Linked DNA regions of Homo sapiens: regions 2, 3, 4, 5, 6 and 7 are each linked to region 1. The links are chromatin loops, found by intact Hi-C in ENCODE. Cell type or tissue: IMR-90. All regions are shown on one strand.

Region 1 (4,000 bases):
AATCCTACCACTGCCGGACAGGAAGGCAGGTGAGGCTAAGTAGCCTGTCAGCACCGAGCCCTTCTCCATAGGCAGCTGCTATAATGGTACAGAAACAGGTTACTTATGGAGTTGCAACCTGTTTTTAACCTGTAATTATAGAGTTAAATATAACCATATAAACATCTTGAAAATAAGTGGGAAAGATTCCCTAATGTTCCCATCCTAAGAACTATTTTATTTCTTTCTTTCTATATGCATGTTTCACTTAGACATATTCTTGATTTATATTCATATTTTATTCTTGTCTTTATCATAAGGATTTCTCCATGTTGTATAGACTTCAAACAATTTTACTCCATGGCTGAACACTGTTGCATCATTTGGATAGAACTTAAATGTCCAACAGGAAAAAAAAATTAGGTGCTTTCAATGTTTTGCTGTAAGTAATGTCTAAATATTTAAAAACTCAACCAAGCTAATAAACTGCTATATAAAATATGTTTTGTATATTTTTTATGCCTTGAAAAATATACCTTTATAACAAAAAGTACTTTAAAATATATAAAGCCATTTTATATGACTAAAAGCCACCACGCATCATCAAGGATGGTGATGACAGTCTTCTCTGAAAAGGTTTCATATATATTGAACTTTGAATGATTTTGTGTGTGTTTGCGTAAGTGTGTGTGTGTACCTGTACATGCGCTCCAGGCTGAAGAAGTAACAAGTGCAATAGTCCTGAGACAGAAGAGAGTGTTTAGGCAACAGATAATAGGTAAGGTCAGTGTAACCTGAACAACTTGAAGAAGGTGTTTAGGCAACAGACAACAGCTAAGGTCAGTAGTGAAGGCTGAAGTGGTGTAGGATGGGATTGGGGAGGTAGGCAGAAGCCAAATTGAGCCATGGTAGGGTGAACGGAAGACAGGAAAGGTCTTCCAAGCCAAAGAGTAGCCCAGTAGCCCATGCCCTCATTGCCACTGAAGAGCTTCTGCCATCTGAGCATGTAATCTCTCCAAGACAACATTTACGTTCTTGTGTAAACATAGATCATTGTGTAGCATAATCTCTATAAGAATTGTAATTCCTATCATATTTAAAAAGAGAGTAACAAGGAGACTTCAGTGTTTCTAAATGCACCCCTTCTGAAAGCATTTAAATCTTGATTTTAAATTTTATCATTTAGCTACAATGAATAAGCTCCCCTGGGTCATTCTCTAATGGCAATTTAAGCCAGGTCTTGGATCTTGTTTAATCCTCACAATAATATTCTGAGGTGAACATTTTTATTATATTCATCTTACAGATGAGCCTCACAAAACCTGAGTAGCAAGACACAGTCGCAAAGCTAGTATATAGCTGCAGCAAGATTCAAATCCAAGTTGACCTAACTCCAAAGCCCACGCTCTTGGCCACTGTCCCATACTGTTTTTAGTTTAATTTTTTTTTTTTTTGAGACAGAGTCTCGCTCTGTCACCCAGGCTGGAGTATAGTGGCTTGATCTCAACTCACTGCAACCTCCACCTCCTGGGTTCAAGCTATTCTCCTGCCTCAGCCTCCTGAGTAGCTGGGATTACAGGCGTGTGCCACCACACCAGGCTAATTTTTTGTAATTTTAGTAGAGACGGGGTTTCACCGTGTTAGCCAGTATGGTCTCGATCTCCTGACCTCGTGATCCATCTGCCTTGGCCTCCCAAAGTGCTGGGATTACAGGCGTGAGCCCACCGCGTGCCTGGCTGAAAAAAATTTTTAATTAAAATACCCATCCAAAATTGGTCAAAGAATAAAGTGGTTCAATGAAGCTACAGTGAGCAAGTTTCATTTTCATTCTCTGAAAGAGTAACATGGTGCCACACCAGTTCAACAGGACACCGAGTGGAGCTAGAGAGCTTAGATTTTTTTTCCACACAAAATTTAAGTGTGTGCTTTTGAAAGTGGGAGAAATAGGCGTTTGCTTTCCTTCTTTTCTTAAACTGTCTGCTTTGGTATTTGGAGAATTCAGAGCTTGTATATTAAAGCCTAACTGAACTATATAAATACACACATAGGAAGAGGAGAACAAGACATTTTATTTGCAGAAAATAAAACAAAGCAAAAAATTGTGTTTTCTTTAGCATGGAGTATTAAAAGCCATAGAGCTCCAGCCTTCGAAAGCTATCAGTGCCAGGGCCTTCCATTAAAAACTGTAAAGACCAGTCTAGCTAGTCTAAACAGAAAAGGAATTTGTTAAAGGATATTGGGTGGCTCACAGACTCTTTGGGAAAGCCAAGAGAGTTAAGCTTGGAAAGCCAGTCAGCTGAGAACAAGACTCAGTGAACAGTGTGAGATGGTTCCAGCAAGGACAATGGCCCTGCCGCTGGGCACAGACACTGCCCTCCTGCTGGAACATCTGCTGCTGCTAGCCCACTTGGCAATGGTCAGAGCGATTGCAGAAGTGGCTACAAATCCCTGTCCTCCTCTGTCCATCCACGCTCCCTTACAGGGAACTTTGAATGTCCTCCCAGCTGATTCTGGGCTCAGCTGCTGGGCCGACTTCATTCCTTTTTTCTGCGTGTGAGTTCAAAGTCAATACCAGATGGATTGTGAGCACGGACAGGAATGCTTTCCTGCACTGAGAAATACCTACTTCTCCCCATTGCCAGGCCCTTGGCTCCCACAGCTGTGGCTGTGTCTGCACACACAGGGCCTTTGTGTAGTCTGAATATGCCAGTTCCCACAAACCTCCAGCTGCGATTCCCTTTTTACCAACCATTCCCATCTAAGGAGTCAAAGGACGAATCACATTGCAAGGGACAATGGGTGTACAGGCTTGCTGAGAGAGCTTGCTTCAAATCCATGAGATGAAGAGACTCATGGGCAGTACGAGGCCATGGAGGCACTGCTGTTTTGGCAAAGAATGCTGGTCGTGACCACTTCCTTCTCTTTATTCTTCCTCAGAGTTCAACACTGGCCTTGCCCAAGTACCATGCTGAGAACTGGACCTCAGGAACTCCGACACACACGCCCTTTTCAGAAATTTGTAATTTCATCATTTCTTGACCAAATGACTCCAACCACAGAAAGGCACAAATTTTCCATTGGGATTTATTCTGCCCTCCCCTTTGGTGGGTATACTTTTTCTCTTTCTTGCTTTTGAAACCCCACTCATTATGTGAAGTATAGGTTTTTCAAACTGATTTTAAAGTAAACTTGTTATTAAATATACACATCGTGTCTTTCTGTCTTCCTAACTCCACTTTATAGATTTGAGAATTGAGACACAGAACAGTCTATGGCTCAGAAAAGCTAAATTCAATTTTTATTTGGCCTACGGGCCCTAATCTGGGCTTTGAAGTCTAAAGATCTAGAATTACCCACCGTCTTCCTACCCTCAGTCTGGTCAGACTCCGATGCATAAAGCTGGGAACCTCACTCCCCAAGCACCGGCAATCCAAGACTTCCCGTTTCTGGTTGCAATTGCAGGCTAGTAAATTTGGAGCACAGGATGGAACTATTTCTAGTACAGGCAAATAATTTGTAATAATTAAGAAGTATGAAGTTAATGAAAAGCAATTAACCCCATGGCAAGTTCGGCCATAAATTTTACTCCCAAAGTGAACGCATGATGCAGGTATGAGCCTTGATTTCAGATAAAGAAAAGAATGCAGAGCTATTATTAAATACAAAGTAAAACAACATGAAAAATGCCAGAAGATATAAAGAATGCAAGTAGGAGCCTGGGGGCAGAGGGAGGGAAGAGCTAAGAGAAGGCGGGGGCGGGAGGCGGTGGGGTGGGGGGGTGCGGTGGTGGAGGATGAAGGGAAGGGGAGACTGTTCCAGGGAGCTATGCCAATCTGATGCGGTCTCCAGGCTGGCTGATGCTGAGTGGAAGGGACGACAGAGCTTCCTCCTCCCCCAAGAGACCTGAACCTGGACTTCTACAGGCACCATTGAGCCCCCTCAGCCTCCCCACCCCACCCCTCACCCACCACAGGGAGGAGTCACATGGTGTTCCCCTTTTAAAGCAAGATTTAAAGAATTA
Region 2 (4,000 bases), 140 kb after region 1:
CATTAAGCTTACTAATGAGATTTTTGATTCATATGCTATTTCCTAGGCTAGGCAACATTTTTAATTTTTCACAGTCTTGAACTTTAATCCTTGAAGGGTAATTCAAGTTTCAGAACTTACATACTGCAATTTGTTTGGGGTGGCAATTTGCCATTGATTTGCCTCTGGGTTCTTTTGTTCTCTTTCAGCTGGGGGACTCAAAGGTGGTCATTTATTAAGTCCAGGTCTACACATGACCGCTGAAACAACTGGTTTTCAATCAAATCTTCTAAATAATCCAACCATTTTTGTGCAGTTGATCAGATTGATTTAAGATATCAATTGCTCTATTCAAACAACAGTGAATGAAATAATTGTATGACTGGACAATCTTTACTTTTCTTTCCTCCTCCTCCTTCTTCTCCTTCTTCTCCTTCTCCTTCTTCTTCTTCTTCCTCTTCTTCTTTAATAAGAGTTTCTCTTTGGAGTGGTGGAAGGATTGGTTAAGATCTGCATTCTAGCTTCAACTCTTCCACCTCTATCTGATGCTTGAAAAGTTTCTCTTAACCTTTCAAGCCTCATTTTTCTTTTCTATAAATGGAGAGAACAAACACTGACCTTGTGCTATGTTTGGGACATTAAATAGATACTGTGGCATTTGATACACAATTGGCCTACAATAAATGTAATTTTTTCCCAGTTCCCCCTCAATTGTACATACGGAGTTTTCTGCTTTTTTTCATTTTCTATTGTGATGATAACTTCTCAACAGAAGGGTTAAAAGAATATTTGACACCCATTATATTACGCTGTTAAAGAATATTAGAACTAGAGATATACGTCACTTGGTCAGATCTGAGCTCCAGGGCCTGATGTCTCTGATGATGGCAAGAAGAGACTGTTGTTGGAATTTGTGTTATTCTCTGAGACTTTAAGAATACTACCTTTCCTTCAGAGGCTTTTAAATATCTATTATGCAGTAACATCTCTAAACTACTCTTGAACCTATGCACATTTTTATCATGGTACCAGCATTGAAAGTAATAGATTCCAAGTGTTTAATACTTATAATGGAAAGAGGTTTTTCTATTATTTGACCTAAAATGATCACTTCAAAGCTTTAAGATTTAGATAAAGTGGGGAGAAAGGGGGATAGGAAAAGGAGCATGGGAAAAGGGGTAAGGTAATTAACATTTATAAGATGATGGCCAAGTTTATTAGAAAACAGATGGAGTCATACATTTGGGTAGACCTGAACTTCACTTCCAGCTCTGTCTCATTCCAGGGCAGAGTTGTTAAGAGAATGTAATGTACCCGCATTAAAATAAATTTGCTTTGTTAACTATAAATTTAAGTTTGGATTTCCTCTTTCCAAGCATTTATTTTTATAAGTGATTAGGGTAATTTAAGGTCTTTAAATTGCTATAAAATATCTAAGCATTAAAGAGGGGTGAGAAAAATTAGCATTTTAAAATTCTCTATATAAGGATAATTTTATACTCTAACTTTTGGATTTATAGATATCTTATGTATATTTTCCCAGAAAAAATGTGAAGATTTCCCTTTTGGTGAAGTCATTTAGAGTTCATTGTTGGTTGGTATAATCTGCAAAATTATATTCAATTATGCAATTAATGTAAAATATTACATCACATAATAACCCAAGGTCATTTTATACTTACAATAAAAAATTGTTTTGACCCTTCCTGTAGATTAACCTCCCAAATGATTTATTGGTCATTAATAGCTCAATTTTTAGACCCAGGGGTCAGAGCTCAGGGCATTGCAACTGAGGGTAGATCCCTGTACAGACTGACCAGAGGAGCCCTGGGTATGCCGGGGAGAAATACATGCACATTTCTCAATGTCTCAGGCTATGTTTTCCTTCAGTTTCACCAACACCATCTTAATTCAGGTTTCAAGAATCTCCAAACTTACCTACACACTCTAGTTTAGCCCTTTCAAGTATCATTCCATCCTGTAAACTGATTTTAAATCTTCCCAAACTACTGTTTATATAAAAAAAACTTAGTCTCAAAATCTCCCCAAACTACTGTTTACTTTAAAAATTTTAAATTAAAGAGGGGTGAACAAAACTAGCATTTTTAAATTCTCTATATAAGGATAATTTTATTATTCTATTGTCTGCTCCAAAGAATAAAGTACAAAACTGATATCCAAGGACCCGGTCAACATTCCTGCTTTCTCCCACCCTCCCAGGCAGGCTTTTGAATGTACTCACCCACGAGCACAGCTGCCCATGACCACAACTGATGTATTTCTGTTCTGCTGATGTTGCTCCTTCGTCATGTTTGAAATATTCTCACACCTCCTTTCTAGTTATCCAAATCTTAACTCTTTAAGTGCCAATCATCTTCCTGAAGCATCTCCTAAGTACTCCAGCCCACCTAATCAACACACACCGGAGCTTTTCTAGTCCATTCTTCAACTTTTTACAGTTTAGGAGACCCAATTTGCAGAGTTTGTGACTTGCCTGAGGTCACAAAGCAAGTTAGTAGTGTCACCATGACTTAAAATTGAGGTCTTTTACCACGAACACTGTTGCCTGAATTCCCTAAACTATCATGATAACAGACATTTTACTGATAATATTGGTTTTGTATTGTTGGTTCATTGTTCCTAAGTATGAAACCTGGATATGCCCAAATTGTTCCTGGATTATTCTTTCATTTCAGATCCAAATAAAATAATTGGGGCCTCCATCTCAATATTTCTGAGAATCCCCAAGAAAGAGATAAGGTGGTGGGATGCCTTATATTTTTGTCACCTCCTGCTCCAAATTCCAGTCACCCATTTACCTCCTCAGTCCAACCTCTACCTGCTTAACTCTGAGCATGGAAAAGTTCTTTTTTTCTTCATTCCCACAAAGCTGCTGCATTTAACAGACTTTGATGAATGGTTTATGGTGATAGAAGGGCATTAAAATGCAGCCCACACTGGATCACAGCTCAAAATTAAATATTTTAATTTGAGAAAAAAATTAACTCTTTAGCTCTTTGCCTTAATTCTCTCCCATGTGATTTTGGAGTGGACAGGGCCATTCAACTTTTACAACCACAAAGCAAGGTCAGGATATTTATGTAAACAAAATACAATAGTTATCTACCCTGGGCTTATGCCCTTAGTAACTCTAAGAAGCAATAGAAGTTTTGACATTAGTTTTTCTTTAACTTGGCCCAGGCTGAAATCTTAGGCAGATCTCCCTATCTCAGTGGACCAGGACAATGTCAGGAGCCAATGGGTATTCATTTGCTACATTCTTAGTTGGGAAAATGAATCCAGCACTATTTTCCAGAATGTAGTAAGATTAGGAAGAGAGTAAAAACAGAAAATGGGCATTTTTTGCCATTTGCTGAGCTTTTTCTCCATACCAGGTTCTATACTGTTATACACGTTACCCCATTTCCCTCTCACAACAACCATGCAAGGTAGGCATTCTCCACTTTTCAATGGAGCAAATAAACAATTTGCCAAAGTCATCCAGTAAGAAAGTGGCACAATCCAGAATTCAAACCCAGATCTGCCTGACTTTAAAAGCCTTTCTGGACTTGGCCAGATGACAACGGCAATGGCCCAGGCACAGGAAAGAGTGAGGACCATATCACATCACATGATATTCCAAATTTATCAGAGTGCTGAGAGTCAGAATAAACAGAAATGTCAGTCAAAGGTGTTATTTGGGGAAGGTGATGGAGGGTCCACGATGGACTGAGGTTCAGATAGAGATGACTTTTTTCATTCATTCTTCTGTTTAAAGCTACCGGATTTAACACAAACTCAGGACCGTCTACAGAATCTGAATTGGATATCCCCAGGTCACTTAGTTTTTATAACCCAACAAGGGCAACATATTCAATAGACTATCACCAAGAGCCTTTCTGAGCAGCTTGTATTTATTCATCTTGCCTGTGACTGGGCAAAGGGGGCAGGTGTCTGGCTTTTGTTACTGCATAGAAATACAACTTTGGTTTCGTTGATGTGAACAGATAAGCACTGCATG
Region 3 (4,000 bases), 57 kb before region 1:
ATACTCTATTTGGATTCAATTGTTTTCTTCTTTACTGATTACTTCATACATAACCTGTTTGTTGAAAGAAGCACATTCTCTATGACTATACATCCTCAATTGTATGTTTAAAAAAATAATTCATACTGTAAGGACACAGTCATTGTGTATGTATACAGCTCAACTTCCTCAGTTGCTAAGGATGAATACTGCTCAGGATTAAACATGAAAAGCAGCTCTAGCTAGAGGCCAAGAAAGAGCTGATTTGTACATCAAAGTCATGGTGTCTAAGAGCTATAAATGGTAAATATGTGATGAAAGAGGTTAAGAGAAAAAAGAGAGGTGTACATGCATGAGGTGAGTCAGGCTGGGGTCTGAAATTCTAAAAGGTGGATATGTTTTGCTGATTTGGGGGTAGTTTTAAAGCAGTCAAGATTTGACTGCTATCTCTGGATTTATCCACCTCCCTTCAGAGTGGGCCTGAGTAGAACTGGATTGGAGTTTCTTTAGTGGTTTGTTTAGTGAAGGTTGTCACATGGTTGAAGGTTTGCTTGTAGCACTGTGGACTCCCATTTGGTCATCAGGTGTTGTACTTGTTTTTTCCAAGATAACCTATACAGCACCTCCTCACTTCCTCCAGTAACAGAGGTGAGCTATGGAGGCAGGGTATATTGGATAGATGCAGCTAGGCTGGGTACAGCAGGGAGCAGTGAAGGGCAAGTGTACATATGTGTCTGTGTGGGTGTGTGTGTGTGTGAAAAGCTAGAGATGAAAGTGACATAATGACAACTCTGGATACCCAAGAATGGGCACAGGACTCTGTCCCACAGCTCCCAGCTGTGATTTGTAGTACAGATCTGCTAGCAAGAGACTACAACCACCTTGCTACTTCAATAGCTTTCTCTGATGTGTGGGTTTGCAGTTAAGATCTTATAGCTCTATTTGACTATAGATGGATTCAGCAAGGAATGATAAAAGATGAGGTAGATACACAGAGAAAAGTAGTGGATGTGGGGAGACCAGTCAGGAGGTTACTGCAGTCAATAAGAAAGGATGGCAACCTGAATAGCAAAAGGGTTATAAGTACAATGAAAACAGATATTTTAAAATTATAAGAAAATACAACATAAAATTTTGGTGCCATAAACTTGAAAATCTAGATGAAATGGCTGATTATACAGAAAACACAAATTAACAAAATTGATTCAAGAAGAGATAAGAAACAGGAATAGACCAGCTAGCAGCAGAGGTCAGGGAAAAGGTGAGGTGGTGAACAGCATATGAAAAGATCTACCCTATAAAACATCTCTAAGCTTGAATGACTATGCAAAAAAAACCCTATCAGACATTCAGAGTGTAGATCATTTCCATGATATCCAAATTATGTCAAAGCATCAAAACCAGGAACTTTTGCAATTCATCTCACAAGGTTAGAATAACCTAGAATTACAATCTAACAGTCATTGAAAATTACAGACCAGGCTCTCAAATAAAAATAGATAAGAAATCCTGAATAAAACATGTAACAATTGAATCTAACAGTATATTTAGAAAATATACTGTGCCCAAGTAGGTTTTTATTTCAGAAATTAAAGAATAGCTAAATATTAAATATTCTATTGTGTAAATACTATATGGTGTAAATACTATTTATTTACATAATATAAAAGAATCAATTAATTAATTTAATTAATAGAATAGAAGATAAAGCAAGCAAAAGATAAAGAGTCAGTAATTAGAGAAGTTGGAGGCTAGAAGTAGCCAGTTTGGGGTCTGGTCAAAATACAGGGAAGATGATTATTCCAAGTAAAGAAGAGGGACAATGAGACAATTAAAGTACCACAAGATGTTAAGATCTCTAAGGAGATCTCAGTTGTCCAATAGACATTTGAGGTGGATGCTGAGTGTGGGCTTTTGGCCACAGACACCTCTGAGGAGGCAATCTGTCCATCACTCACTTGGTGACCATGGGCCATTTAATTCAAATCTCTGTGACCCTAAATTCTCACCTAAAAATATGAGGCTAATGTGATGTAGTATATCTTTCAGGGTTGTTGTGAGGACTAAACGAGATAATGAGAACTAAGTAGTTAGCACAGAACCTGGCACATAATAAATTATGGTAGCTGCTATCTTGATTATTAATGTATTTTTTTAAACTGAGACCGGATTGACAACCCCTTCATATGTGCTTTCTTCTCTGACCACCAGAGAGCAGACCAACATTACCCTTCCAGAACGAGCAAATACCTCAGGTTCCACAGCCTGAGAGTTCAGAATGTTTTCGGTAAGCTGCTCTTCTATAAATTTTGTCAGAAGAGCAAACTAACCTTTGTGAAAGGCATAGCAAAATGTCTGCTTTCTTCTTTATATTTTAGTTGAGAAAGGACTGGGATGTAAGTTAAATAGTCACTGAATATGAAATTACATGTAAATATCGAGATACACCATATCTGGCATTAGGAATCAAGATGATAACTTGATGTATTACTTTTCTTTTTGCTTTACATTGTAGGACACTTTTTGAAGTGCTATTATATAGATATAATAGGTATAAATATAATAGATGTAAATATTCCATTTTATCTTCACAATAACAGTGTGAACTACACAGGCCAGAGCACGTTGTTCCAATTTAACTGGTGTGAAAACTGAGGCTTATTAGAGTTTAGTGGCTCATCTAAAGACACACATATATTTGGTGTCACAATCTGAACTTCACCGGATCCGAAGACCACAGCACATACAGGAGTGCTCTTTTGGTTCTCTTTCCCTCCTTCTCTCCCTTCCTGTGTCCTTCCTGCCCTTCTTTTCTTGCTTCCCTCTTTATATTTTCTTTCCTTTCCCCTAGCTCCCCCCTACTTTTTCTTCACTTCCTTCTTCATTATGCAATATTCCACACATATATATGATCTAAATAAAATGAATGTGATTAACCCACCATTCAGCTAAGAAATATTACCAGTATCTCTGAAGCCCAACTGCACACCATACCCAACCTGTAACCTGGATTTTGTAATAATTTTCCTTTTCGTTCTAGTTGTATCATCTTATCACTTATGCATCCCTACAAATATATACATTATTTATTTGCATATTGTTGGACTTTATGTAAATGAAATCATTCTCTCTCTTTTTTTTTTTTTGCTCAAAATTATGTATCTGAGATTTATCCGTGTTGATGTGTATAGCTGTGGTTCATTCATTTTCACAGCTTACAGTACTCCATTTTATTCATCTGTTCTCTTACTACTGGGCTTTTGGGTGATTTTCAGTTTTGTGCTATCATAAACAAAGCTGTATATGACTCTTGCTGTACATATGCCAAACTTTCTCCAAGGTATTCACCTAGGAATGAAATTACTGGTTCATGAAGTGTACTTACCTACAACTTTACAGCTAATGCCGAATTGTTTTCCAAATTAGTTTTACCAATTCCTATGAGCTTATTACTTTGCATTCTCACCAACATGAAATTGTCAGAAATTTTAGCCAATTTCACACCTAATGCTCAGATTTTGGTTTTCAAACACCATTCTGCAATAAAAGGAACCAGCTTCCTTGGAGAAATAGCTGATTCCAGGGCTAGGGCAAGTAATAAACAAGATGATCTTGGAATATCTTGTAGTGCCAGAGAGTAAGAAAATGCTCCACGAAACAAAAACAAACAAAAACACAGCAGCCAATCACTAAGGAGCTCCTAATTGCCAAACCTGGAACAATCAGAGCAGCAAAATAAATACAGTGTACCCTAGAACAACATGGGTTTGAGCTGTGAGGGTCCACATACACATGGATTTCCTTCCACCTCTGCCACCCTGAGACAGCAAGACTAACACCTCCTCTTCCTCGTCCTCCTCAGCCTACTCAGTGTGAAGTCGACGATGATGAAGACCTTTATGATGATCCATTTCCACTTAATCAATAGTAAACATATTTTCTCTTCCTTATAATTTTCTTAATAACATTTTATTTTGTCTATTTTAAGAATACAGTATATCATACATATACAAAATATGTA
Region 4 (4,000 bases), 52 kb after region 1:
GAATGTCATAGACCCAGTGTAACTTCATATCAGCAAGGTATTTTGAATAAAATGATGAAATAGGGATACCTCTCAATGAATTTAAAACTACTTGAACAATCATACCCAAAATGATTAGTGGACACAATTAAGTATGCTGAGGGCTCTGCAATTGAACTGTTGGACTATTCTCTTAGCCTCATTTTGGTCAACATTTGAATCAGTGCCTTGAATGAGGAAGTAGTAGGTATGCTGATCAAATATGCAATGACACAAGTCTGGAGGGGATTAAAAAAAAAGACATAAGAGAGTTGACAGAATCAAGATTTAGAATTATCTTGACATGCTGCAATGCTGGGCCAAGACTAAAAACACAAAATGTAATAAGGATAAATGCAAAGTCTTATTTTTAGGTCCAAAAAAGAATTATAGGGATACAGGATGGAGAACATGCAACTTGGCAGCAGTTGATGTGAAAAGGCCCTGGGGGTCTTGTTTGACCAAAAGCTTCATGTGAGCCAACAGTGTGATATGGCTCCACAAACTTACTGCATTAATGGAAGCATTGTGTGATGATCGTGAGAAGCGTTAGGCTCTGTGCTCCTCACATGGAATCTGGGACATTATTTTTAAATTCTGTGTACATTGGAACAGTGACAAACTAGAGACTACGCAGAGGAGGTGATGAGGATTGTGAATAAAGATGTCTCCTGGTTCTGCACCCAAGGCATACTGCTGGTAACCTTTTTCGTGCTGCACTACTCCTCCAGCTTTGTTCTATGGTCTGTCTTCTCCACTAGACTGCAAGCTCATTAGCAAAGGGATAATAATAGCAATACCACCAACAATGGTTGGAGTTAGCATTTATTGGATTCTTACCATGTGCAAGGCACTTCTCTAAATGCTTTACACATGGATCTTATTCAATCTTCACAGCAATTCTATGAAATTATTCTACTAGTGTCCCCATTTTATGGATGAATTGAGGCATAGCGAGGTTAGGTACCTTAGTAAATCTGGGGGTCAGGGCACAAAAATCAGTCATTTGGACTCTAGGACTGATACTCCTATCCCACATGCTATCTGCCCATTTGAGCTTTGTATTATTAGTCCATTCTCACACTGCCATAAGGACACATCTGAGACTGGGTGATTTATAAAGGAAAGAGGTTTAATTGACTCACAGTTCCATAAGGCTGGGGAGGCCTCAGGAAACTTACAGTTATGGTGGAAAGGGAAGCAAATACGTCCTTCTTCACATGGCAGCAGTAAGGAGAAGTGAAGAGGGGGAAAAGCCCCTTATAAAACTATCGGATCTTGTGAGAACTCATTATCACAAGACCAGCATGGAGGTAACCACCCCCATTATTCAATTACCTCCCACCAGGTCCCTCCCATGACACATGGGGATTATGGGACTACAGTTCAAGATGAGATTTGGGTGGGGACACAGCCAAACCATATTAGCTCTGAAACTCTTTGATCTCAAGCACTCAATTCATGTTCAATAGTTTTAATGGGTTTGAGTCAATTAACACATAAAAACAAAGCTATAGAAAGAACCAAAAAGGCAGAGTTACTCCCTGTACAGGGAGTTGCTTTAGTGCCCAATGCATATTTAAAAAAAAGATATAGATCCATGAGGTTTTGACACACCTGGGCACCAATGCTAGTAGTCACATGTGCAATAATAATCTGGTGTTTTTTACAGTTCGTTTTTTATTTTCAAAAGCCATTTTTAAAAACCTGGATGTCCTTTAATCCTCCAAATTGCCTTGTGAATTAAACGTGGCAAGTTAAGAGATGAGGAAACAAACCCTGAAACTTTATGTTTATTCACCCATCAGGGTATTTATTCAGCAAACATTCATTAAATGCCTACTATGTTCCAGTCACTATAGCAAGATCACAAGAACTTTGAAAGGTGGTGTTATTGTCTTCATTCTACAGTTAAGGATATAGAAGTCCTGAAAACTGCAGTAGCACTAGCACTATGAGGTATTGATACACACACACACACACACACACACACACACAGACACACACATTTGTGATGTATGTCTTGGCCCCACATTACATTTTTCTCTTTCAATGGGTGGAACTGGAACAGTCATTTCCTTGCTGCTTCATTGTTAAATTTCAAAAGTCTGTGCACTGGAAAGGGCTTAAGTGTTATCCAATTAGTAGTTTAGTAATAACTGGGTTCTTGGTTCCCAAGGTGATGTTCTTACCATGAGATAGGCTATGTGAAAAAACTCAAAGTGACATTCATGCAAAAGAAGGCCATTCCTAACAGTAACGATGAAAATGGAAATAAATGTCTATTAGTAAATGAGATCACCCTTGGAGAATGCTTTGAGATCTTTGGGGAAATGTGGTTGGGATGGGGGAGCATGCTGGGACACCTTCCCTCTGTGGGATCCAGACATTCCAGGCTCCCAGCCTCCCAGCTGTGGAATGTCTTGGAATGTGCTCGAAGTCCTGTGGGCTTTGAAGCCTGGGAGCAGTAGAGATCTGCTGGCAGGGGCTGGTTGGGGCCCACCTGGGATCTCTGGTGTGGTTCAGCAGCCCCCAGGGCTGGAAGGTGAAGAAACTAATAGGAAATGCAGAACTTGTCACCGCAGGCAGCCCTGAAAGCAGAGGTCAGCCTGGAGATTAAAGGAGAAACAGCGGTTCCTCTGCCCTTCTTACCAGTATCGAACATCTCAGCATAATTTCCCACAAAGACTGTCCAAGTGCCTTCCCTTTGCCCTGTCTCCACTGGAAGTTAGCAGTGTAACTAACACCTACCCTTCTTTTTTATAAATGAGCATCATCTCCCTGAGCAGTGTTCTGTTTCTTTAAGGTTAGGACTGCAGAGAGATTGTGGGAGGTGGCAGGGAAGGCTGGTGAGTACTGATAGTGGGAAGAGAGGTCCACCAGATATGGAGGCTCCTGGGAACCCTCCCTGCCTACCTTTCTGCCTCAGTTTGTAAAGCCACAAAAGCCAGCCCTTTACAGCAGCCTTTTAAAGTCAATCTAAGATCTTATACTCATAGGAAAAGATTTTTGTTTCTTTCCTGGGAGGCCTTAGGGATTTCCACATTTCCCAGCACTTCTCAGAAGAGAGCTAGTGGGAGGGGAAGATGACTGCTTTAAGTGCAGTTGGCGGAAACTTGGGGATCAGCCCCCTTGGCCCTGGCTTGGTTCTTCCATGAAGAAGCATCTTCAACTTTCATTGCCAAAGGGTGTTTTGCTTCTGTTGAGGGGAGGAGAAGATAGGAGAGGAAATAAAAGCACAAAAATGAAAAACAAAGAATTCCTGAAGGTCTGATAAGCAGTTCAACTATGCACCAAAACATAAATATTTGGCCAAATTAGTTACTCCAAATGCTTTATATTTCTAAAATCGAGCCTCAGTTTTGTTATACTTTGAAGTTTTTCAGCTCTTCACAATCCTGAGCAAATCTAAGGGGGGTGGGAATTGGAGTTCATTTCCTTCTCTGAGAGCTCAGCAAATACTTAACTTCTTTCCTCTGATGCCTGGTAAAGTGATCTTGCTGTTTTGTCGAACATCTCTTTCAAAGTGGAGATGTTCTCTGTGCAATGACTCAATTTAGCATTTTGTTAATGAAAGAGACATAAGCAGCATGTGCTGGATACTATTAGCTTGGAATCAATCAGAAAAGTGTTGCTGGTTATTAAAATATCTGTATCCTAACATAATCTGTGACAGTGTCTGTAGTCTAACTTCTGTCCACTTTTTGTTGAATTCACCTTTTGAGATTTGCATGACTTTACTTGTGGAGTTTCTCACAAATATAAGACTTAAATCTAGTTTATTTGCACAATCACATAGCAGAAATTACTTGTTCCCCGGGGCAGAAGAATTCACATGCGTAAAGTTGAGGTCTATTTTAGTATGATCCTCAAGCAGTTGGTTAATTTCCCCACTGAAGTCTTCTGATACAATCAATGAAAAATAGCCAATCAGATTAGTTGTTTGTGATCATTTTAAAAATAAGCGGGCTGTGTTAAGGTC
Region 5 (4,000 bases), 950 kb after region 1:
TGGCTCCTAACCATTTGTTCTTTAAATTATAAATGGCATTTAAAAGTAATCTTGGGTTGGTTTTAATGACAGGTTACATGTCCTTAAATTCTGGGGCATCCCTTGTTTTAAAACAGGTCATTTGAAATTCATATGAAATGCTTATAAGTGGAACATTGTTTTATGTCATCACCTCTATTAGATACCCAAGCTCCAGTGGTTCCATACTGGCGCCTGCCTGGTTTAGGCATTATCATCTACCTGCTGAAACAGAGTGCTAATGATTTCTTCAGCTATTATGACAGTCATCGACAGAGTGTCAGCAAGCTACAAAATGTAGAGCAGCTTCCCCCAGATGAGATAAAAGAGGTACGAATCTTATAATGAGCTGGGGGGACTTGAGAAATCATTGCTGTTACTAGGCCAGGGTACTCAGACTGAGTAAAGACAACGTATACAGTATGACTGAAGGAATTGGAATGATTCTTCTGTGTGATTTGAAGAAGACTCCTTCGCCGTAGCACCAGCCTTATAAGCATAGAAACTCTTGACTGAAAAACAGTGAAGTGTAGCACCTGTTCAAGAAAATAGAAAGGCAGCTGGCCTTTGAATGAAGAGTTTTGGGTCATTTATACTCTAAAATCTGTTCTGAGAAAGGCTTCTGTTACAGATTTTTTTTTTAATAGAACTTGGGTAAATGTCTCTGTGCCTTCAGCATCTTCAATATCTGTTTAGCAAATCTTTCAAACAAATGGGATAGCATATGAGACTTGACTGCCTTCCCTCAGTGACCCAGAAGCATTCCCTCTACTTACAGTATTAATAACTAAAGATGCTGCATTACCAGGATTGCTACTAAGTAGCTTGCTGCCTTTTCCATTTGGCACAGCTGAATGTAAGGCATCTCTTGGCCAGTTCCTAAGGCAGTGCTGAAGCTTCCTGGTGTCCTGTCGCAGCCTGAATGTTGAGCCACTTTGTCATTCCTGGTTTGCACCAAGTTTTCTAAAAACTTCCATGTTACTCTTATGAGTAGTCCATGCCTACTCCCTCTTGCCACTTTTCTGGTAAACTCAGGGGACATTTATTGAGTGTCTACAACATGCCAGGCCCTGAACTACATGTTCTACCTAACACCCGGGCAGATATTGTTTCTATTCTCATTTCTCATGTGAGGAAACTGAGGCACAGAAGACTTGCATAACTTACCCAAAGGCATGTAGCTGGCAGGAACAGGGTGAGGCAGGAGTCAATGACTGGGTTTAGGTAACCCCTGAAATTTTGGGTTCATGCCTGGCAGTCCTTCCTCTAATGTGTAGCTAATCAGTGATGTTTGTACTTGTAAGAGGAATTGCATCATCATCATGAAGCGCGTGGCCTTCCATCAGCCTCACTTCAGTACGCCTTCTGTGGAACCCAGCATCAGAACATTAGCTGGAACAACTGTGCTTGTGTGTGTGCCACATTGAGAAGTGGTCATGGGAGCTTTGGTTGATGATCAGATTTTAGTTATGCTCTAGGTGTCTACCTTGTATTTTTTGCAGAAGATACCTGACAACTGTTAGAAATTCTCCATGGGATTGTTATAGCTACTGTTTGAAAAACCTATCATTTTGTCTTGGTTTGTTTTAATGTGACAGGAAATTCAGGGTTTCATCAGCAACCCTGACTGTGTTTCAGGGACAGACTTTTTCAAAAGGCAGCAGATAAATGTTCATTTGTGAATTTGCTTCTTTGGCTGTAATTTTTAAAAATTGCTAGCTTCTTAGATAAAAACTCTTATCTGCAAGGATGTTTAAATTTGAGTGTTTTTCATAGCATTTATCATGGTGACCTGCTGATAGTAGTTTTTCATTAAAAATTTCATTCCAGTTGATGTCATTCTAATACCACATTTGTTTCTTCTAGTTGTGTCAGTCTGTGATGCCTGCTGGTGTTGATAAAATCTCCACTGCTCAGAAATATGTTCTAGCAAGACGGCGCTTGGTGAAGGTGATCAACAATCGAGCTAAACTGCTTTCCCTTTGTTCTTGTATCCTTTATGAAATCATGCACTTGAATGATGACCTTGAAATATAGGAACTGTTCACTTATTCTCATATTATTTGGGCACCAAAACCAGGTGGAAGGAGATAAACTTAATTTTTTCCCAGTAAATGCCTAATGTATTTCCAAATCATAGTTTTTGTTCTTATCTTTTAGAGTAGCTGGTAATACTGATAAAATACATGGGCACTTTCTGTTAGGGAAGAAGGTAGGGACATGAGACTGCTGGCACAGGACCCCAAGGTCCCCACCTCTTTCCTCAGCACACCTTGCTGCTTCCTCTTGAGGAGCCTTCAGTGAGACCCTGTCTGTTAGACTGAGGCTGTGGGTACCTCATTAAGTGAGTGCAGTCTGTCCTTTTTTCTTCTCCTCCGAAACTGGTGTGTAAAACATATTTGATGAGATTATGTTCCTTTAATCTGAGCTCTGGTATAGTTATCATAGAGACCTGCCTATTTATTCTTTGGCGCCATCTGGAGTACTACTTGTTACATTGCATGCCCACGGATTCTCAAGATTCCTTATTTGCCTCGAGAACCTTGTTTAAAAGCAGAAGACTGCAAGGTAAACTTTCTGCTAAAAATTAATGAACCATAAATACCTATTTGTGCCTTGAAAAGCTAGTACCAGTTTTTTTTTATTTTTGTTTCCAGATTACTTAGAGTGAATTGGGTGAATCAAGAGCTGTTTAGTCACTAGACGTAGCTATTTCTTGCATTTTACTTTCTGTTCACGGGACATTGTGCTGAGCATAAGAATATTCTAGAGCCTGCTCATCAGCTGTTCCTTAGCTTCTTGCTGCAGTTAGGGGGCTGATCCAGCTCTAGAAGAATGGAGGAGGTCTGCTATTATGCTGATTCTTATTGCTGGAGTGGGCCTCTGTGACTGATGGCCATATATTGGATCCCTTAGGTGGAAGGAAATAGAGAAAAGCTGAGAACCCTGGTCTGGACCAGTGAAATGCTTTCTAGGGGCTTCCATTTGCTAAAAGTTGAAAATTGAGTTCCCAATCTTGAGCCGTGTTTTTCATGGTGCTATTGTTATTATTCATTGTCATCAGGTTCCTCCACTGTGTGGTAGATAGGTACTTGCACAGCCGGTATGACTCTGTTTTTTTATCTCTAGATTCCTTCGCCTCAGAAACCAATCTAGATTTTAGAAGTGGGCTGGCTATAGTGAGCCAACATGATTTAGACCAGGTAAGGTTCTATTCTCATATTCTTTTATTTTTCTTCATTAAAGTAAAAGGGCTGGGTGTGATGGTACACATCTGTAATCCCAGCATTTTGGGAGGCCGAGACGGGAGGATTGCTTGAGCCCAGGAGTTTGAGAGCAGTCTGGGCAACATAGTGAGACCCCGTCTCTTAAAAAAAAAAATTGGCATACTGTGGTGGCATGCACCTGTAGTCACAGCTACCTGGGAGGCTGAGGTGGGAGAATCACCTGAGCCTGGGAGACTGAGGCTGCAGTGAGCTGTGATTGCACCACTGCACTCCAGCCTGGGCAACAGAGCAAGACCTTGTCTCCAATAAATGAATGAAAGAGTGAAGCAAGACCTTGTCTCCAATAAATAAATAAATAAATGAATGAATGTAAGTAAGTAAGTAAAAAGGAAAGCCTGGTATGTTAATAAGATTATGATTTTCAGGGTTGCTTACAGACACCTGGTTTGAACTCTAGCTTGACCATTTTAACAGCTATATGACTTTGAACAACTTACTTAACTTCCGAGCCTCAATTGCTTCATCTAAGAAATAGGAGGATTCAACCTCAGAGGGTTTTGTCAGAATTAAGTGAGGTTTCATGTATGTGAGGCTGCTAGTGTTGTACCTAGAACATGGTAAGCATTCCGTGATTGGTAGGCATTATGATCTGGAAACTCCTGATGTCTTTTGATTAGCTTTGTAGAACTTTTTAGGTACAAAGTATCACTCAGCACTTATTTTTCAGGAAATAATTTAATGGTGAGATTGAGAGC
Region 6 (4,000 bases), 200 kb after region 1:
GATTCTACAGAAGAGCATTTCTGATAAATACAATTCATAAGGGTCAAACTGCATTAGGTCTCCCAGATTTGAACAAGTGGAGTCCAACTGTAATCCACGATATTAGTGAGTGTAAAGAAAGAATGGCCAGTAGAAGCTGGCCGCGGTGGCTCACGCCTGTAATCCCAGCACTTTGGGAGGCCGAGGCGGGTGGATCACCTGAGGTCAGGAGTTTGAGACCAGCCTGACCAACACGGTGAGGTCTCTAATAAAAATACAAAATTAGCCGGGCATGGTGGCACATGCCTGTAATCCCAGCTACCTGGGAGGCTGAGGCAGGAGAATTGCTTGAACCTAGGAAGCGGAGGTTGCAGTGAGCCAAGATCACACCATTGCACTCCAGCCTGGGCAACAAGAGTGAAACTCTGTCTCAAAAAAGAAAAAAAAAAAGGAATGGCCAGTAGAAGAAGCCTGCATGTCTGCCAAGTTCAAGACCTGGTTTGGCCCTGGGGATCTAGGAATATCCAAATGAGACAGACCTTGAATCTCAGGGTTGGTTGAGTTTCAGGGTGGTGACATGAGATTTATGGCTTGAATCTCACAGAGTTGTGACATGAAAAGTATTCTCTCCACTTGGAGAAGTGTTTCCTCATGTCTCCCACTGGCTTGGGTAAAATATTACCTGTGATGATTTCACCCCGCTTTGCTCTGACTTCACACTCATGAAGAAGTCGCTATTGACTACGCAGCTTCCTAACATCCTGGCTTGGGGAATGGGAGGTGCCCTGGTTGGGAATGAGAGTTCTCCAGGCACTGAAGATGGAGAGCATTTATTCTATCTTAATTGGCACTAGAGAAGGCATCAGTCTCTTGTGCATCTGTGAGTTCATCAATCTTCCTGATACCTGTCGATTCTGGACCTCCCAAGATCCAATTTCTGGTGCAGAACTGTTATGAATACTCCAAAAAAAAAAAAAGGCCAATCTTTAGAAACCTTTGGAAAAACAAGCCAACTGACCTTGGTGCAGCGTCTCTACTCCATCGTTGTCCCTCTTCACTCCAGAGAAAAAATGACAAGTACTTATTGGCCATCTGCTATATAACTAACACCCTCCTAGGCTGTATCAGGTGCAAAAGTGGTGGTAGGAAATACCCCTTCCAGCAAAAATGTTACACTGTAACTTATTTGGTAAAAACAAGTATATACACAGGAACAATGAACAAATAAGACTGTGTATTTGTATTTATCCATATTTTCTTTCTTTCTTTTATTTATTTATTTTTTTGAGACAGAGTCTCATTCTGTCACCCAGGCTAGAGTACACTGGTGTGATCTCGGCTCACTGCAGCCTCCACCTCCCAGGTTCAAGCGATTCTCATGCCTCAGCCTCTGGAGGGGTTACAGGCGCACACCACCATGCCAGGCTAACTTTTGTACTTTTAACAGAGACGGGGTTTCACTATGTTGGCCAGTCTGGTCTGTAACTCCTGACCTCAGGTGATCCTCCTGCCTCTGCCTCCCAAAGTGCTGGGATTACAGGTGTGAGCCCCGACACCCGGCACCATACGTTTATTTCTATCTGTAGATCATAATCAAGTGCTGATCCCAGTCAGAGGTTATTACAAAATATAACAGAACCTAATAAAGTGTTATTATATAATGTAAATAATAAGCACAACACCTAAAGTATCTGAAACACATAATGGATTATTTCTCTAGCAATAGGAGCAATATGCTTTCATCCAGGTCTGACCACCCCCCAAAAAGAAGGAAATCAATATTTTTTAAGACTTTATATGGTATCACTGGAAAAAAATCTGGATTTCATTCCAGCTATAAAAGCCATGTGTAAATTTAATATCCAGATGCAAAAGGTGGACACCCACAAATAAATTTATGATTGTGGAAATATTTAGACACTTTGAACAAGAGTGGTACACACTGAGAATTCTGTGGCTTAGGAACTAATATGCTTCCTTTGAAGATTTGACCTTTTCTTCTGCACTAGAATTATCTCCTGAGTCCTTATAATAATTTCCTTCACAACCTGTACCTATGAACAACAAATCTACATTCTAAAATATATCACTATGGCCTAGATTCAGTTTCTTATGGGTAGAAATCACATTCTTCATGTACACACTTCTTTCCTAGAATTATATAAAGCAGGTATTATTATTATCGTTTTCACCGAGACCAGAACCAGAATTTTGTAGATGTGCACCAGCCACCATTCATTCAAGAAATTGTTAGAGCCCTGCTATTTCCAAGCACCGTTTATTGTTTTAAAGATATGTTTCAAGTTGGAGGGCAGAAAGGAGTTAGAGGCATGATCCTTTTCAGATAGAAACTTTTCAGGAAAAGAAAATAGTCCAGTTGTTTAAAAAACCCTGGATTTTAAAAAGAGCTTAGAGAGTCGGCCTAAGTAATTGGTGCAAGACAGTTTAAACAGAAACAGGGAGTCTCACAGCAAGTTGGCTGGAGGAGCTGACTCATACATTGCAACATAATTATTTCCCAAATAACATGCAAACAAGAGTGGGCTCAAGCTTTCTGGTCTCTCTCTCCCTAACAAGATAAATTAGAAAGAAATAAAGTCAAATCCAGGAAGACTTCATAGAGGTAAGGCCTGGAACTGGTTCTTAAAGAACCACTAGAATTCAGAGAAGCAAAAGGAGTAAGAGTGGGCATAGGACTTACAAAGCAATTCATTTGGAGAAGAAAAAAGAAAAAGCAAAAACCCTGGATATAGCACAAAACTGAATGAATGATCTCTCTAAGAGATGCTATTATCAATGTGAAAATGATGTTAGGATGTGTTAACAGGAACGTGGCAGGAAGCACTGGGACTTCAGCCAGGCCTTGGTCAGCTTTTATTATGTCCAATTTTGGTTTCCCGTTTGAAGAGTTGTTATAGTCAGGCTGATATTAAAAGGATGGAAAATAGGCATTGGCGTCTAGCCTAGAAAAGACGAGACTAAAGGATGACTTAATACCTGTGGCCCTCCTAGAGATAAGTAGGTTTCTATTTCAGCAACAGGAAATCTAGTTCGATAACAGGATAAATTGAGCGTGAGAGTGATTAAACACTGGGACCTTGATCACAGGATGTCACCTACTGAAGTATAGTTCTTTAGCTCTACTGCTTTCAGAGTACTGTTCACTTTCTGTCTTATAATAGAATTTTTGTATACATGTCTTATCTCCCTTTAGGACTGCCCTTCTTATCTTTGCATCCCCCACAGCACTTAGTGCAATGACTTGCTTGTAGTAAACATTCCAATAGTGCTACGCGAAGCAAAGCAAAAAGGAATGTGCTGGGACAAAATAAAACTACATGCTCACCATTATAAGGGCAATAAGACAGTGTCACAACCCAAGCCCCTATTACAGGCCTAGAGACAGATGAGGCAAAGAATAATTAAGAAACGTGTATCAGCACAGGCCATGAAGACGCTGGTGAAGAACCACTGGAAGACTAGGATGAGGAGTAAACTGTGATTTTTCCACAGCAGCTCCTGCATTCAAGATCACAGGACATGACAGAGCAATATAGTTTAAGTGAACACGTTCAACGCCATGGCAGGGGCAGGGGATGGGAGATGCCGTCGTCTATGAGGGGAAAACTATGAGAGGCCAACAGAAAGGAGGAAAGAGATGCTGCCTTTGAATATGTAAACTCCTTTACCTACATTCCTGTTCACCTTGGGGTGGGGGAACAGCTGTCTAGGCAAGATTTTTTGCCTAGTTCTAAGAGTACAGAGCCTATGAATTTCTTCATAAGAAAATTTATCTCCAACAGCCTTTTCAAACGTCCCCTTTGTACTACTCGAACTGTTGCCTCCCTAGTGGTAGATTTCCCTTAGGTTTATGTGTTTCCATAGTAAGTGAATGGCTCTGTGCATGTTATGTGTGTGCATGTGTGCGTATGCATGCATGCGTGTATATGTGTGTGCCTGTGTGTACATGCATGTCTGTATGTGTGTGCATGTGTGCGTATGCATGCATGTGTGTGTATGT
Region 7 (4,000 bases), 66 kb after region 1:
GCATCTGATTCAACCATCTCAGTTAGATTCTGACTTCCAGTCCCTTCTCTCTGGCAGGAGGCTGGGGACATCTCCACAGGCAGCCCTGACCATATTTGTTTAACACGTAACTTCTGTGGGATGAGATGAAGTCCCAGCCCATCCATCTAGATAGCCATCTTCTTGTCATAGGATGAAACCAGCCTGGGTTTGAATCCTGGGTGAGGAAGTCACAACAGAGTGAGAGAGAGAAAGCCTAGGTGACTAGGGGGTAGGTTCCTGTGCTGGGGCCTGAGATGTGGAAAGGAGAGACTTTATAAAGAGAAGGGAGAAGAGAAAATGATGAGTAAGACCATCTTCTTTAGGTAAACCTAAGTGTGTATTATAAATGTTAGCATTGGCCACTGTCGCTTATAAATTGCTGCTGTCATTTAAAAAATTCTGTATCATGTCTTCTTCATGACTTTTTAATACCACCCTTGTCTCAAGGTACAAGCACAGAAGTGTGAGTTGAAAAGAAAATGTCTATAAAATAATACATATGCTCTAATTTTCAACCAAATATGAAAGGTAAACCTAAAACCCACTGCTGATATCCATGTATAATCCCTTTTGGCTCCCAGAGGTACCTCTGTTAACAGATGTGTAGTCCCGGAAGGACTGCTTGACATACAAGAAAATACATGTATGATATTGCTTCATGTGTGTTTTATATAACTGGAATAATACCACATATATCATTAGGAAAATTACTTTTTTTCACTCAACAGTCTATAATGGAGATCTTTCATTTCACCACATATAGAGTTCATTCTACTCAACTACTAAACGCTAACTATGGACAAATAAGCTGTTTCCAATGTATACAATTACAAACAATTGTATAAATACAATGTATAGCTTATATGTGTGTGTGAAGGTTTCTTTAGAGACGATCAGGAAAAGTAAAATTGTTAGACAATAGGGTAGATGAATTTTTATTTTAAATAGGTATTGTCAAATTTATACCTCACCTAGTAAGGCAAGAGAATACCATTTTACATTACTCTACTCAACACTACTATATATTTTACTTTTTTTTTATTATTATTATTTTTAGATGGAGTCTCACTCTGTCACCCAGGCTGGAGTGCAGTGGCCCAATCTGGGCTCACTGTAATGTCTACTTCCCAGGTTCAAGCTATTCTCCTGCCTCAGACTTCTGAGTAGCTGGGATTACAGGCGCCCACTACCACTCTTGGTTAATTTTTGTATTTTTAGTAGAGACAGGGTTTCACCATGTTGGCCAGGCTGGTCTTGAACTCCTGACCTCAAGTGATCTGCCTGCCTCAGCCTCCCAAAGTGCTGGGATTACGGGCGTGAGCCACCATGCCCGGCCACATATTTCAAATGTTGCTTCTCTGGAATGGTATTTCTTTGTTTGCATTTAAGTATTTTTTTTCATTACTGGCGTGGTGAAAATATGCTTCATTATTGTTTCAATTTGCTTTTCATTGATTACAAGTAAGATTGAACATTTTTGTGTATGCCTACTATTATTTGGTTTTACTCCTCTATGAATCCACTTCCCATATTCTTTGCCCATTTTTCTATTGGGTGGCTTATCTTTCTTCTTATTGATATAGGAGTGATTTATAGATTATGGATTTCCTTCAGGGCACAATTCACATTGTAGTCTACTTGAATGGCTCCCCCCGGTGGTGTACAGTACACAGCCTGCACAGCCATAACTGGCAGTCAGCTTTTGTTTGTGATAAATATGTAAATATTTTATCCTTACTCTGTCTCTTGTCTTTACATTTTACTTGTGTTATTTTTCACAGTGTAGAAGTTGTTTTTCTAGTCATATTTATCATTCTTTTCCTTTGTGTTGTTTGCCTTCTGAGTCTTGTTTAAGATAATCTTTCCTACCCAAAGTAAAACATTTTCCTGTATTTCCTCTGATTCTTTTATAGTTTTACTTTTTATGCTCATATATTTAATCTATCTGGAAATGACTGGTGGATGATGTGAGATAGGGATCTAAACATTATCTTTGTCCAAATGGATAACCAATAATACCAACAAATTATTGAATAGACATCCAAAAGACATCCCTTAACTAAAATACTACCTCTACCACCATGCCCTGCTAATTTGTGTATTTTTAGTAAAGACAGGGTTTCACTATGTTGGCCAGACTCGTCTTGAACTCCTGACCTCAGGTGATCCACCCGCCACGGCCTCCCAAAGTGCTGGGATTACAGGTGAGAGGCAGAAGAATTGCTTGAACCTGGGAGGCGGAGGTTTCAGTGAGCCTAAATCGCACCATTGCATTCCAGCCTGGGGAACGAGAGTGAGACTTTGTCTCAAAAAAAAAAAAAAAAAAACTAAAAATTAAAAAAAACCTAAAACTAAAAAATTCAAAAATTAAATACTATCTCTATCATATGGCATTTTTTTCCTATATTTGTAGGTCCATTTTGAGGCTCTGAATTCTGTTCTTATGATTAAAATTATATTTGGAGAAATTATTCATTTAGCTACAGTAGTCATGGGTTATCATGATCTATTAGTGAGAGTTTGGGTTTAAATAAAAATCTACTCTATATTAAGTTTAATTCATAGTATATAACTTGATGTTATAATAAACTATGTATTATAAATTATATGGAGTTCTCACTTCTGACAGGAGGCTCAGTCTAAATAACCCTTTTGTTATCTTTTAAAGCTCCCACATTGAGGACCTGCATGATTCTTAGATCAGATCTTGGTGTCCAGTGAAGCAGCCAACTTGATTTTATTTCTTCCTGAATATTATTATGACTTGAAACTCATAACTTGATTCATAGTGTATTAATAAAATTAATTCATATATCTTTTAAGTAAACTGATAATTTAGAACAAGAGTTCAAAAATATAAATATGAGCTTTTCCATGGGCCCGTAGGAACCTTAAATGCCATCCAATAGCACAGTTTGACAAATAGTAGTCAGTGAATAAATATATGCAGAATGACTGAAAGTAGCGCTATGCGTAACTTGAAAACCGCCACTTACGCTCATTTTTCTAGGCACTTTACTGATTTGCTTCATTCAGAGTAGCTGTTTTGCTCTTGCTGTTTTAAGGCATATGGTATTAGAACTTGGCATGAATTGCTTTCTTTGCCAGAAAATTTTGAGTCAATTTAGTTTTTTTCTTGGGCTTTTTTTTTAAGCCTGAGACACTTAGTTGTTTAGTTATTGGCTATCAAATAAACCCCTGAAGCATAAACATTATTCTCCATATTGGCTTTCCATATGGTGCAACTGAATGAAAACTGCACTTACTTTACTCTTCCTTCTCTCTGGAGAGCACAGCCTACGTAGACTAGAATGTGAATGACGACCCCTGGAGTTGTGCAGTGCACAGTACTGTTCTCCTTCCACCTCCCACTTCCATTCTCTACGTTTCTCTATCCAAAAAGATCCTCCTGGCTCTGCCTATAGATAGATCCTACTATCTATCCTGTATGTTCGCTTGTTGATGCTTACAATTTGCAGGTCTGTGTTCCTTGAAGACCTCATTCCACAGACTGCAAACGTTACTCATGTAATTAGCCTGGAGACTTCTAGCAGTTTCCAGGCCTGAGTTCTTATCAGGGTTTGTCTTACAAGAGTTCAAATGGTCTCCTGTATGACTATTTTAAAAATATGGAGGCCAGGTGCAGTGGCTCATGCCTGTAATCCCAGCACTTTGGGAGGCCGAGGTGAGTGGTTCACGAGATCAGGAATTCAAGACCAGCCTGGCCAACATGGTGAAACCCTGTCTCTACTAAAAATACAAAAATTAGCCGGGCATGGTGGTGCGCGCCTGTGATCCCAGCTACTCGGGAGGCTGAGGCAGGAGAATTGCTTGAACCCGGGAGGCAGAGGTTGCAGTGAGCAGAGATCACACCACTGCACTCCAGCCTGGGCGACAAAGCTAGACTCCGTCTAAAAAAATAAAAATAAAAAAAAAAAGGAGTCCAGCAAAACTTTCAGAATGGCTCTACAGGAGGATG

What was found. Hi-C counts contacts between places; a loop is a spot of excess contacts. Peaks named below come from ENCODE experiments on the same cell type or tissue, not always from the same donor. Only the 100,000 strongest peaks of a DNase experiment are listed, where the experiment ranks them.
Region 2: it touches region 1 in a loop (2.8-fold over the local background); 7 of 110 quality-filtered maps call a loop at or near these places.
Region 3: it touches region 1 in a loop (3-fold over the local background); 15 of 110 quality-filtered maps call a loop at or near these places.
Region 4: a loop joins it to region 1, with 3 times the contacts of the local background. A loop is called at or near these places in 55 of 110 quality-filtered maps.
Region 5: it touches region 1 in a loop (6-fold over the local background); 2 of 110 quality-filtered maps call a loop at or near these places.
Region 6: it touches region 1 in a loop (5-fold over the local background); 13 of 110 quality-filtered maps call a loop at or near these places.
Region 7: a loop joins it to region 1, with 8 times the contacts of the local background. A loop is called at or near these places in 54 of 110 quality-filtered maps.

The regions. Positions count from the first base shown.
Region 1 is chr7:134,688,341-134,692,340 of GRCh38, forward strand. All of the region lies in intron 1 of LOC124901750 (a long non-coding RNA gene), which reads right to left. Among named protein-coding and RNA genes, the nearest start is that of BPGM, 43 kb to the left of the region's middle. In IMR-90, a CTCF peak has its summit at 1,853; a DNase peak (open chromatin) is centred at 1,881; H3K27ac peaks cover 1,181 bases.
Region 2 is chr7:134,824,055-134,828,054 of GRCh38, forward strand. The region is part of intron 1 of CALD1 (caldesmon 1); the gene reads left to right. LOC124901750 (a long non-coding RNA gene) reads right to left here. Exons shown (of 2, transcript XR_007060537.1): 1 at 1-4,000. Among named protein-coding and RNA genes, the nearest start is that of CALD1, 46 kb to the left of the region's middle. In IMR-90, no CTCF peak of the experiment used is centred here; a DNase peak (open chromatin) is centred at 2,257; H3K27ac peaks cover 166 bases.
Region 3 is chr7:134,630,953-134,634,952 of GRCh38, forward strand. The region is part of intron 1 of LOC124901750 (a long non-coding RNA gene); the gene reads right to left. Among named protein-coding and RNA genes, the nearest start is that of BPGM, 14 kb to the right of the region's middle. In IMR-90, a CTCF peak has its summit at 2,194 (motif pointing right); DNase peaks (open chromatin) are centred at 159 and 2,219.
Region 4 is chr7:134,740,032-134,744,031 of GRCh38, forward strand. The region is part of intron 1 of LOC124901750 (a long non-coding RNA gene); the gene reads right to left. It also overlaps a transcript of CALD1 not described here. Among named protein-coding and RNA genes, the nearest start is that of CALD1, 38 kb to the right of the region's middle. RefSeq lists an enhancer at 2,099-2,752. In IMR-90, no CTCF peak of the experiment used is centred here; DNase peaks (open chromatin) are centred at 2,390 and 3,220; H3K27ac peaks cover 1,863 bases.
Region 5 is chr7:135,643,011-135,647,010 of GRCh38, forward strand. NUP205 (nucleoporin 205) reads left to right here. Exons shown (of 43, transcript NM_015135.3): 39 at 182-348; 40 at 1,885-2,008; 41 at 2,458-2,586; 42 at 3,148-3,221. Among named protein-coding and RNA genes, the nearest start is that of STMP1, 18 kb to the right of the region's middle. In IMR-90, a CTCF peak has its summit at 2,499 (motif pointing left); a DNase peak (open chromatin) is centred at 2,501.
Region 6 is chr7:134,883,692-134,887,691 of GRCh38, forward strand. The region is part of intron 3 of CALD1 (caldesmon 1); the gene reads left to right. Among named protein-coding and RNA genes, the nearest start is that of AGBL3, 100 kb to the right of the region's middle. In IMR-90, no CTCF peak of the experiment used is centred here; DNase peaks (open chromatin) are centred at 2,450, 2,940 and 3,250; H3K4me3 peaks cover 610 bases; H3K27ac peaks cover 1,536 bases.
Region 7 is chr7:134,753,944-134,757,943 of GRCh38, forward strand. All of the region lies in intron 1 of LOC124901750 (a long non-coding RNA gene), which reads right to left. It also overlaps a transcript of CALD1 not described here. Among named protein-coding and RNA genes, the nearest start is that of CALD1, 24 kb to the right of the region's middle. In IMR-90, a CTCF peak has its summit at 1,684 (motif pointing left); no DNase peak of the experiment used is centred here.